2 separate regions of the Homo sapiens genome follow, and region 2 is linked to region 1. Evidence: read pairs that join two places in POLR2A ChIA-PET (ENCODE). Cell type or tissue: IMR-90. All regions are shown on one strand. Links, peaks and the distances in the headings refer to the core of each region. The heading gives the core; the rest is flanking DNA.

The links. ChIA-PET counts read pairs that join two places held together with the same protein. Peaks named below come from ENCODE experiments on the same cell type or tissue, not always from the same donor. Only the 100,000 strongest peaks of a DNase experiment are listed, where the experiment ranks them.
Region 2: POLR2A ChIA-PET joins it to region 1 with 9 read pairs; 2 of 35 experiments call an interaction of 5 or more read pairs at or near these places.

The regions. Positions count from the first base shown.
Region 1 is chr1:224,057,973-224,064,117 of GRCh38, reverse strand. It overlaps LOC105373061 (a long non-coding RNA gene), which reads right to left and starts at 5,252. Exons shown (of 3, transcript XR_001737824.1): 1 at 5,168-5,252. In IMR-90, for the core only: no CTCF peak of the experiment used is centred there; no DNase peak of the experiment used is centred there.
Region 2 is chr1:224,201,711-224,207,855 of GRCh38, reverse strand. No RefSeq gene overlaps it. Among named protein-coding and RNA genes, the nearest start is that of DEGS1, 22 kb to the right of the region's middle. RefSeq lists a silencer at 2,846-2,895. In IMR-90, for the core only: no CTCF peak of the experiment used is centred there; DNase peaks (open chromatin) are centred at 2,255, 2,865 and 4,445; H3K4me3 peaks cover 733 bases; H3K27ac peaks cover 1,629 bases.

The DNA of each region.
Region 1 (6,145 bases), core at 1,237-5,236:
ACGTCTAATAAGAGTTTTTCTATTTTCTTTCTCATATCTCTGGATTTAGAAGAGATATCCTCTTTGATTCTTTAGTTGCAGCTCTTGCTCCATCTTACACATTTACCACTGTCTTCCTCATATTTGACTGGCCTCATGTGCAGTGTTACTATACAGTAAGTGCTTTGTAAATATTTGTTGAGATTTGAATGAAAATGAAGTCAGAAAGCTGGAATAGCCTGAGTTTATTACCTGTGAGCTGTGGACAGCTGTAATCTGAGAGACGGCAGGAGACACCTGAGAGGAGCAGCATGAATGCATGATAGGAGTCACAGCCTTGCCCCTCTGATTTCTTATGGTTTTTGGATTTTGTTCCCCCTTGGTAACTAGATGTTACACTTATAAATGTCACATGTATTTCTCAAATCAGAAAGTAGGAACTTAGTAGTTTTAGAAAATCACATGACCCAATTAAAAACCTTCCAAAGCTCAATCACTGACAATATTCAATTAAAATGCTTTATTGGGCTGGGCGTGGTGGCTCACGCCTGTAATCCCAGCACTTTTGGAGGCTGAGACAGGCGGATCACGAGGTCAGGAGATCAAGACCATCCTGGCTAACACGGTGAAACCCCGTCTCTACTAAAAATACAACAACAACAACAACAAATTAGCCGGGCGTGGAGGTGGGCGCCTGTAGTCCCATCTACTCAGGAGGCTGAGGCAGGAGAATGGCGTGAACCCGGGAGGCAGAGCTTGCAGTGAGTTGAGATCACGCCACTGCACTCCAGACTGGGCGACAGAGTGAGACTCTTGTCTCAAAAAAAAAAAAAAGCTTTATTGGTAATCATTTCTCTTAAACTGCAGAATAAAATGGCTTTATGAAAATGTCAGGCATAGAGACGATAATAATGCAACCTTATACTGTATTTATCTGATAATTACCCTATAGGTGATTTAAATGTTTAATAAGTGCCATTTTTGTGTTCTGTGGACTTGCAAGTGTCTCTCTAGGTGAATAATTTGGAGTGGTAAAAGGATCATTTCTCGAAGATGGAAGCAAAACCTCAAGAACACTGAGTAAAAGAAAACCTTTGCAATTCCCAGCAAATCAGAATTGCTCAGAGATCCCATTGCAGCAGTCTGTTTTCTTTGCTTCTTGGAAGAACCGTTGGAGGAGCAGCATTTAACACTGACATGCACACCCTCTTCTAAGTGGGGCGAGGTAGTGGTAGAAATAATGGAATTGAAGGCTATTTCGCCTTTAGAATTGGATTCCAAGTGGGCCGCACAGTGTTCTGTGCAAATGTGCTTTTTAATGTTCATAGGGAGAAAGACACAGACTCGTTAAAAGGAAAATGTAAAAATTTCTGGAAGGGACAAAGGATTAGTAGCCACCTGTGGCCTGATGTAAATTCCTTCCCTGGTACTCTTTTTTAAATTTTTAAATTATTTTATTTTATTTTTTGAGATGGAGTCTCACTCTGTCACCCAGGCTGGAGTGAGCACAATCTTGGCTCACCTTCGCCTCCTGGGTTCAAGTGATTCTCCTGCCTCAGCCTCCTGAGTAGCTGGGATTACAGGCACGTACTACCATACCTGGCTAATTTTTGTATTTTTAGTAGAGACAGGTTTCCCCATGTTGCCCAGGCTGGTCTTGAACTCTTGTGCTCAAGCATTTCACACACCTCAGCCTCCCAAAGTGCTGGGATTACAGGAATGAGCCACCGCATCTGGCCTTTTTAAAAAAAATTAATCTGGAAATCAGCTCCACCTTCCCTGCTACTCTTTAGCCAATTCCTTCCTTCTCTACCAACACTTAGAATCTTTTTCTATATTGGCAACACCCTTTTTCTCCTGTCTATAAACATGTTCATGTTTTCTTCCATCTAAAAAAGCTTTCTCACTTCAGTGAAATTTTTAGGGAAAAATGTAAAAAAATGTAAAAAGAAAAGAAAAAGAAAAAAGAATCTCTCTTCATATTGCATTTCTCTATTTCTTCCTTTATGTCATTGCTTGAAAGAGTAACAGTCTACACAGCGTTTGACATGTAGTGGGGTACTTTATAGTTATAGAATAGCAAAGGCATGCAAGTTGTAAAAACTGTCTTTATAAAGGTTTTGTAAAAAAAAAAAAAATCTTTCCTTGAAAAGTAGACATTGATAAGGAAGAAGAGGAGTTCTGAGCTTTGGTGGTTTTAAAACATGGCCCCCAAATTCTGTGATACTCTTCTCATTGAGAAGTGGAGTCTATGTCACCTCTCCTTGAATCTGGGTTCTGTGCTTATTTGGCTAATGAAATATAGTGGAAGTGAGCAGTGCCAGTCTCCAGGACCAGGTCTTCAGAACCTGGCAGCTTCCACTTCCTGTTTCTTGGACCCAGGCACCATGTGATGAAGAAGCCCAGGCCACACAGAGAGACCATCCTTAGATGTTCCAGCTGAGGGTCAAATACAATGGTTATTGTACAACACATATGTTTTGAGGTGGTTTGGTATGCAGTCCTAGATAACTGGTGAGCTGGTCTGTTCCTTTTCTAATCTTGCTTTCCATTAATCCTGACTGGCAGATGTAACTCCTTTAACTGGCCTGCAGGCTCCCATACACTCACATCTGTAGCCCTATCTTGCCGCTAGGCAATAGTTACAAACCCAAACGGCTTCAGGGGTGTGCAGGGCAGAGAACAAAAGAACCTTGACCAGCATAGCCTAATAGAATGTTCTCATGGAAAGTTCTTAATCTACGAATCCAATACACTGTCTGGCACACAAAGTGTGGCTAGTGTGAATGAGGGACTGAACTTTTAATTTAATTTAATTTTAGTTTTTTTTTTTTTTTTTTTTTTGAGACAGAGTCTCACTCTGTCACCCTGGCTGGAGTGCGGTGGTGCAGGCTCGGCTTATTGCAACCACCACCTCCCAGGTTCGAGAGATTCTCCTGCCTCAGCCTCCTGAGTAGCTGGGTGGGACTACAGGCATATGCCACCACGCCCGGCTAATTTTTGTATTTTTAGTAGAGACAGGGTTTCACCATCTTGGCCAGGCTGGTCTTGAGCTCCAGACCTTAGGTGATCTACCCACCTCGGCCTCCCAAAATGCTGGGATTACAGGTGTGAGCCACCATGCCCGGCCAATTTTAGTTAATTTTAACATGAAATGTAAAAGCCACATAGAGCTAGTGGCTAACTATGTAGAACAGTACAGCTCTAGACAATACCTGCTTATATGAAAGAAAACACTGGTCTAATTACATTGTTTTAGCATTTCTTAAGTCAAAGTTTTAGTGCATTCTGATTCTTAAAAATTGCATCAGTAGTACCAAAACAGCAGATTCCTGCCCCATCTTTTAGTCTCACTCGGCAGAGGCAACCACTTTCACTTCTCTTGGGCATTTCTTTTGATATTTACCTCTATATGTAAAGAATATGCTTAAACTGTTATTTTAAAATTTATCCTTTTTGGCCACTATCAATTTATTTCCTGTTACAATAGATGAAGATTTAGCAAGTATTAGAGAATAGATAGTACCCAATCTTTTTAGCATCATAAAATATGCCAGCTGGCCGTGGTGGGTCATGCCTGTAATCCCAGCACTTTGGGAGGCCGAGGTGGGTGGATCACCTGAGGTCAGGATGTCAAGACCAGCCTGGCTAACATGGTGAAACCTCATCTCTACTAAATATACAACAATTAGTCAGGCGTGATGGTGCATGCCTGTAGTCCCAGCTACTTGTGAAGCTGAGGCAGGAGAATTGCTTGAACCCGGGTGTTGGAGGTTGCAGTAAGCTGAGATCATGCCTCTGCACCCCAGCTTGGGTGACAGAGTGAGAATCTGTTTGAAAAAAAAAAAGCCAGTGTATCAGTTTCTTATCACTGCTATAACAAGTAATCACGAGCAAGCCTAATGGCTTAAAACAACACACACTTATCTTACAGTTCTGGAGATCACTAGCGGGACACACACCCAGTTGGGCTAAAATCCAAGTGTTACAGGGCTGTGTCCCTTTCTGGAAGCTTTAAGGGAGAATCTGTTTCCTTGCCTTTTTTAGCTTCTAGAGGCTGCCAGAGTTCCTTGGCTCATGTCCCCTTCCTTCCTCTGTAAAGCCCACAGTGTTGCACGTGTCCAACCATTCTTCTGTAGTCACATCTCCCTCTGACTACGAACTCGGCCAAGAAAGGTTCTCTGATGAAAAGAACAGTGTGATTGGATTGGGCCCATCCAGATAATACAGGATAATCTCCCCACCTCAAGGCCCTTAATTTATTTATTTTTTTTTTTTATTTTTTTTTTTTTTTATATTTAGTTAATTTAATTGAAATGTTTTTAAATATATTGTTTCATTGCATTGATCACTAACTTTGAAGGGATTTATTTTTATTAACTTGCAGCATAGAAAGGAGTAAAAATAAACAATACTCATATTTTCCCCAGTTAATGAAAATAAACAAGTATTAGTAAAAAGCTTCTGATCTCTAAGAGTACATAATAGAATTCTTTTTGAGAATAACTGCTGTTTTGACAAATACCATATCCTTCAAGACAAATCGAACAACCAAAAGACAATCTGCCTTTATTTCTCAAAATGACTTTGACCTCAAATTCTGAAACTGACAGGGTGACTTTGCTCAGTGAATAAATATGATACAGAACCTTTTAGAGGGAATCGAATATGCCGAATACCCAAGTGATCTCTCTGTCTCTCTTTTTTTTTTTTTTTTTTTTTTAAGGCCCTTAATTTAATCACATCTGCAAAGTCGCTTTCGCTCCATCAGGTAACGTCTTCACAGATCCCGGGGATTAGAATGTGGATGTCTTTGGAGGGTTATTATTCCACCTTCTGGATGTACCTTTCCTCTTCTCTATTTTCAGTGACATTGCCTAACCTTTAGAAACACTGTGGTGGGGTGGTATATAAGATCTTCAAGCTGTTCCCCTCAGACTTGCGCATTTACTTTTATTGGATTTGTATTTCGCTGTGCAGGGCGTAACAAAATATGCCTGCAGGTCCTGTATGGAGGCTGGTCTCCAGTCCGTGACAATTGCATCAGAAGTGCTGTAAAGAATCCTGCCTCAGTGAATCCAGACTGATGGTCCAATGAGTCTTGTTTCTCGGAGCTCCTTGAGGGCAGGGACTATTCTCCATTATAGTCCAGCGCCTGCCACGTACTAAGTGCTCAGAAAATACTTACCCCATGACTGAAGGATCTCTTCCTGACACTGGAGAACCAAGATTAAAGCCACCTCCCTGGGCTGAGGGTCCTTAACATGTGTGGCCTGGAGCTTTGATCTGTAGGACCAATCCTGACCTCATAGAGAGGCATTTGACCATGTAAATCAACATTCTAGGACTGCCTCCAATTCACTCTTGCTTCTAGACTGGAGGAGCCTGTGAGCTGGTTCTGATGCCTGGTTCGATGTGATCGCTAATGTGCTTAGGTCTGTCTAGTACCCTCTCTATTCAAATCTCAAAGTTTACTTTCTTCCCACCAGTACCGTCTACTCCAAAAAGCCAGTCTATCCAAGAGCCATGGCCTGGAGATTGGTGGCCTGCATACAGCTAACTGTTACACAATGCTAACTCCCTGATTTCTGAGTATTATAGGTAGGGCTTCACCTGTCTCGCAGGACACCCCGAGACATCATGTTAGTCACTGGGTACTCACTGTGACTTTGTATATCATCTGAGTCATTGTTCTGCCTTCCTGTGAGGCAGGAAAATAGGGTCTGGAGGCAGGGAACATAAGGCTGATTCACACTTCGGCTATAACAGAAAACATCCTCTCCATAGAGCGTATGCTGTAAATGACTGTAACTTTACTTCATCCTCTCCATTTACATAGGGTGTACCCAAAGTTACCAATGGAATTTTGTAGGGAGTATTTAAACTCCCAAAAATTCTGTAACAGGGCCTTTTGAACCCTATGCTCAGGCCCACTCCCACACTGTGGAGTGTACATTCATTTTCAATAAATCCCTTCATTCCTTCCTTGCTTTGTGCGTTTTGTCCAATTCTTTGCTCAGGACGTTAAGAACCTGGACACACTCCACCTTTAACCCCTGGAGAATGTTCTCTTCAGTGCAGGTGCTGTCCTGCTACCTACTACCAGTCATTACCCAAGCACCTGCCACACCCCTGCTACCACATGAAGTTCAGATCTACCCATCTT
Region 2 (6,145 bases), core at 1,037-5,036, 140 kb before region 1:
TGTCATCCAGGCTGGAGTGTAGTAGCATGATCATGGCTCACTGTAACCTCCGCCTCCTGGATTCAAGCGATCCTCCTGCCTCAGCCTCCCAGGTAGCTGGGATTACAGGCACATGACACCACACCCGTCTCATTTTTGTATTTTTTAGTAGAGATGGGTTTTCACCATGTTGGTCAGGCTGGTCTTGAACTCCTGACCTCAGGTGATCTGCCTGCCTTGGCCTCCCAAAGTGCTGGGATTACAGGCGTAAGCCACCACGCCCGGCCACACAGCTTGGTTTTTTCTTTTTTTTTTTTTTTGAGACGGAGTTTCGCTCTTTCACCCAGGCTGGAATGAAGTGGTGTGATCTCAGCTCACTGCAGCCTCTGCCCCCCAGGCTCAAGCGATTCTCCTCCCTCAGCCTCCCGAGTAGCTGTGATAACAGGTGCCCGCCACCACGCCCGGCTAATTTTTGTATTTTTAGTACAGACGGGGTTTCACCACATTGGCCAGGCTGGTCTCAAACTCCTGACCTCAGGTGATCCATCTGCCTCGGTCTCTCAAAGTGCTAGGATTACAGGCGTGAGCCACCGCGCCAGCCAACAGCTTGGTTTTATACATTTTAGGGAGACATGAGAAGTCAATCAATGTAATATGTACATTGGTTCTGTCCGGAAAGGTGGGACAACTCAAGCAGGGAGAGGGTTTCCAGGTGACAGGTAGGTGAGAGACAAAGGGTTGCATTCTTTTGACTTTCTGATTAGCCTTTCCAAAGGAGGCAATCAGATATGCATCTATCTCAGTAAGCAGAGGAATGACTTCCTAATTTTTTTTTTTTTTTGAGACGGACTCTTGCTCTATCACCCAGGCTGGAGTGCAGTGGCATGATCTCCGCTCACTGCAAGCTCCACCTCCTGGGTTCACGCCATTCTCCTGTCTCAGCTTCCCGAGTAGCTGGGACTACAGGCACCTGCCACCATGCCCGGCTAATTTTTTGTATTTTTAGTAGAGATGGGGTTTCACCATGTTAGCCAGGATGGTCTCAATCTCCTTACCTCGTGATCTGCCTGCCTCGGCCTCCCAAAGTGCTGGGATTACAGGCATGAGCCACCTGCCCAGCTGAGCAGAGAAATGACTTTCAACAGAATGGGAGGTAGGTTTGTCCTAGCAGTTCCCATCTTGACTTTTCCCTTTAGCTTAGTGCTTTTAGGGCTCCAAGGTTTATTTTTCTTTCACAGTGGCATATGCCTGTAGTATCAGCTGAGGTAGGAGGATCATTGGAGCCTGGGAGGTCAAGGCTGCACTTAGTGATTACGCTATTGCACACCAGCCTGGGTGACAGAGTGAGACTCTCTCAAAAAACAAAAAATGGCCAGGCATGGTGGCTCTCACCTGTAATCCCAGTCCTTTGGGAGGCCAAGACAGGCGGATCACCTGGGGTTGGGAGTTTGAGACCAGCCTGGCCAACATGGTAAAACCCCATCTCTACTAAAAAAATACCAGAATTAGCCAGGCATGGTGGCAGGTGCCTGTAATCCCAGCTACTCAGGAGGCTGAGGCAGGAGAATCGCTGGAACCTGGGAGGCGGAGGTTGCAGTGAGCCGAGATCGTACCATTGCACTCCAGCCTGGGTGACGGAGCGAGACTCTGTCTCAAAAAACACAAAACACAAAACAAAAAATCTTGTATTGTAAAATCCAGATACAGAAAAATACACAGAGCAAACGTGCAGCTTAATGAATTACTCCAAGGCAAACACCTCTGTAACCATTGGTGGGACATTGCGAGAGCTCTCAGGAGTCCTGGGGAATGAGCTCCAGTTGCCTACAGTGGTTACCTGCTCCTTAAGTGACACACGCTTTACTGGCCTGCTTTTTTGGATTTCCTTTTCTCACTCATTTCAGGATCACCTTCCAAATAAGCCATATACCCAAATTCTCATCTCAGGGTCAGTTTTTGGTGAAACTAGAAATCAGGCCGTTTCTAAGGAAGTCTTCTTTAAAGAGGTGGCATTTGAGCTGAGAGCTGATTATTGAGAGGGAGGTGGCTCTGTGAGCTCTGGTCTAGTGTCTACGCAGAGGACACCAAGCAGGCCCTGGGACACAGCAATCCTGAGTGTGTTTGGAGCAGAAAGCAGCCCATGGTGGCTGGACCACAGGGAGAGATGGCCTGGGAGAGTCAGGCAGGAGCCTAATCATATGGTTTACAGCCCTGCGTGTGTGTGTTGGGGTTGGGGGGGGGGGGCTGGGTGTGTGTATGTGAGCAACGTGTGAGTCATGTGGGATGGGAGGCCCCCTTGCACTTTCCTTCTCAGCCCCTTGCCACCTGACATCCACACTCACACATCCTCACAGGCAGTTCCGTTTTGAAAACCTGATTTCATGTGGCCAGTCCAGTCTTAGGACAAATATATATTCATAGAAGGCAATTTAAAAAGCCAAGTCGGCCGGGCGCGGTGGCTCACGCCTGTAATCCCAGCACTTTGGGAGGCCGAGGCGGGCGGATCACGAGGTCAGGAGATCGAGACCATCCCGGCTAACACGGTGAAACCCCGTCTCTACTAAAAATACAAAAAATTAGCCGGGCGTGGTGGCGGGCGCCTGTAGTCCCAGCTACTCGGGAGGCTGAGGCAGGAGAATGGCGTGAACCCGGGAGGCGGAGCTTGCAGTGAGCCGAGATCCCGCCACTGCACTCCAGCCTGGGTGACGGAGCGAGACTCCGTCTCAAAAAAAAAAAAAAAAAAAAAAAAGCCAAGTCATCTCAACCCGAGCTACACTAGATGCACGGCTGTGTCAGTTACCAGAGTCCAGCTCGGTGTTGGCTAATAGTGGAAGCACAACTTCCATTGCCAAAGCTCAGAGACAGAAACTCCGGAGATGGAGCAGGCAGATAAGTGTGTGGCTGGCGCAGAGCCAGGCCCTCGGAGATGACGAGCATGTCTCTCACCAGCCCCTTCTGCAGTGAGTGGCTGTCCCACGGGTCTCTCCAGCTGCCAGGGGAGAATGAATTAGGGTGTTGAGAATTACCCAAACCCAAGGCTGGGGAGGGTGTGACTCCATCTAGGCCAGTCCTTGTCTTTGCTAATCCAGCATGACCCAGGCCTGCTGTGGAATATTTTGGAATATATTGGAATATTTGGAATATATTGACAGTGCAAGTTAAGAGTTTTGTTGATTAAAAAAAAAATACTCAAGTCAAATTTATAGAAACAGAAAGTAAAGTGCTAGTTGCCAGGGGCTGGGGGAGGGAAAATAGGGAGCTGTTTAATGAGCATGGAATTTCGGTTTTTCTTTTTTCCTTCTTCTTCTTTTTATTTTTTTTTTCTTTTTCTTTCATTTTTTTATTTTTATTTTTTGAATCTCAGATTTTCAAGATGAAAAGTTCTGGAGATAGGTTGCATAACAATGTGAATGTATGTAATACTCCTGAACTGGACACGTGAAAATGGTAACAATGGGCTGGGTGCGTTGGCTAATGCCTGTAATCCCAGCACTTTGGGAGGCCGAGGCGGGTGGATCACCTGAGGTCAGGAGTTTGAGACCAGCCTGACCATATATGGTGAAACCCCATCTCTACTAAAAATACAAAAAAAAATTAGCCAGGTGCAGTGGTGGGCGCCTGTAATCCCATCTACTTGGGAGGCTGAGGCAGGAGAATTGCTTGAACCCGGGAGGCAGAGGTTGCAGTGAGCTGAGATTGCACCATTGCACTCCAGCCTGGGCAACAGAGTGAGACTCTGTCTCAAAAAGAGAAAAAAAAAATGGTAACAATGGTGTATTTTATGTTCTTTGTATTCTATGATAATTTTTTTTTTTATTTCTTAAAAAATAAACTCAGACAATAGTTTGGGCAGCAAGCACCGACTGCCATGGTTTGGAACAAGTGTGACCTGTGCTCTGACTGCTGGCACTGTCCCAAATGACTGACTCCTGTAGCTTGGTGTTCCCAGTGGCATCAGTAACCAGCATTACCACAACCCCTGCAGTGAGTGACAGTGCTTTTCCCATCTGATTTCCAAGGCATCTCAAGGTCCCGGGAGGGAGGTAAGAAAAGATAGACAAGATAGATAAAGGAAACCAGCCCAGGGAAGGTAATTTGCTTCAGTCACACTGGCAACACAACCTGTCTTTCTTTCCTGTCCCTGGCTCTGAGATGCCTAAGGGGCTGCACTCCCAAGTCGGGGTTCTTCCTGGGCCCCCGGCCACCGGGTTTGACACCGGTGGCTTATTAAACAGCTGCTCATCATCCCCTGGTCATGAGGAGGGGGAGTCAGTGACTTGAGGCACTCACAACATCCAGATTCCTTTTGGCAAACAGGACCCCAGGCCGAGGAGTTCTGCTTGCTTGTCCTGGGATGGCCATCTGATGATCTCAGCTGGGCTTTGCAGAGTGCTGTGGTTTGGAGAACTGTTTCTGAGCCAGCTCTGAAAACTATTTGGTTAAATGTGAGCTCCAGGCCACAGACTCCTGTTCCTGCTTTCAATTCTGCATTCTCCTGACCATTGGAGTGTGGAAGTAGCTTGGGGTGTTCATGGGCTGCCCCTCCCCCAACCCACACACTCACCCTCACTGAGAGCCACTGCTTGGCCTGCTGCCTGTGTTCCTGGGAGTGGGACGGTTCATATTATCATTAGAAAACCCCATCAGTTATACTAAGTAGAAAGCGGGCTCTGAATTTGAGGAAAATTATCATTGTAAAATCCTTTTTAAGAAATACAAACTTTGGGCCGGGCATAGTGGTTCACGCCTGTAATCCCAGCACTTTGGGAGGTTGAGGTGGGCAGATCACCTGAGATCAGGAGTTCGAGGCCAACGTCATGAAACCCCATCTCTACTAAAAATACAAAAACTAGACAGGCGTGGTGGCATGCACCTGTAGTCCCAGCTACTCGGGAGGCTAAGGTGGGAGAATCGCTTGAACCCGGGAGATGGAGGCTGCAATGAGCAGAGATCGCGCCACTGTACTCCAGCCTGGGCTATTGAGTGAGACTCCATCTCAAAAAAAAAAAAAAAAACACAAATATTGGCCAGGTGTAGTGGCTCACTCCTGTAATCCCAGCACTTGGGAGGCTGAGATGGGAGGATTGCTTGAGGCCAGGAATTTAAGAGTTCAAGGCCTTTCTCTTAGCCAGGCTCAGTGGCTCACACCTGTAATCCCAGCACTTTGGGAGGCCGAGGCAGGTAGATCACTTGAGGTCAGGAGTTCGAGACCAGCCTGGTCGACATGGTGAAACCTGTCTCTACTAAAAATACAAAAATTAGCCAGCCAGGTGTGGTGGCGGGTGCCTGTAATCCCAGCTACTCGGGAGGCTGAGGGAGGAGAATTGCTTGAACCTGGGAGGCAGAGGTTGCAGTGAGCCGAGATCGTGCCATTGCACTTCAGCCTGGGCAACAAGAGCTAAAGGAAACTCTGTCTCAACAACAACAACAACAAAGAGTTCACGAGCAGTCTGGGCAACATAGTGAGCCCGGACCCAGTCTCTTTTTTTTTTTTTTTTTTTTTGAGACACAGTCTCCCTGTGTCACCCAGGCTGGAGTGCAGGGGCGCAATCTCGGCTCCCTGCAACCTCCTCCTACCAGGTTCAAGCAATTATCCTGCCTCAGCCTCCCAAGTAGCTGGGATTACAGGTGCACGCTATCATACCCAGTTAATTTTTTGTATTTTTACTAGAGATGGGGTTTCACTGTGTTGGCCAGGCTGGTCTTGAACTCCTGGCCTCAAGTGATCAACTCACCTTGGCCTCCCAAAGTCCTGGGATTACAGGCATGAGCCACCACGCCCGGCCTGGTCTCTTTTTAATTAAAAAAAGAAAAAGAAAAATGCAATGTCATGGACTTTGTAGACATTGGGTTAGAATTTTGGCTGCATGACTTTAGACAAGTTACTTATTCCTTCCTATTAGTTTATTTTCTTGGCTGCAAAATGAGGATAATACCAATGTAAGGATGAAACAGTCCATAAAGAGATGAGCACAGGCCCCGGCACTTGGCAGGAGCCCCATCAATATTGTCAGCTCCCAGTTAGGATTCTCTAGGAATAACCAGACTCGTTGTATGCATTGTCCTTTGGTTCTCAAAAACAGTTTGGCCTCTTAGTATAGAATTCTGTGAGGTAGGTTAAAGTTCTTCTTACGTCCTTGCTTATGTTATTAATTTACTCAGCAAA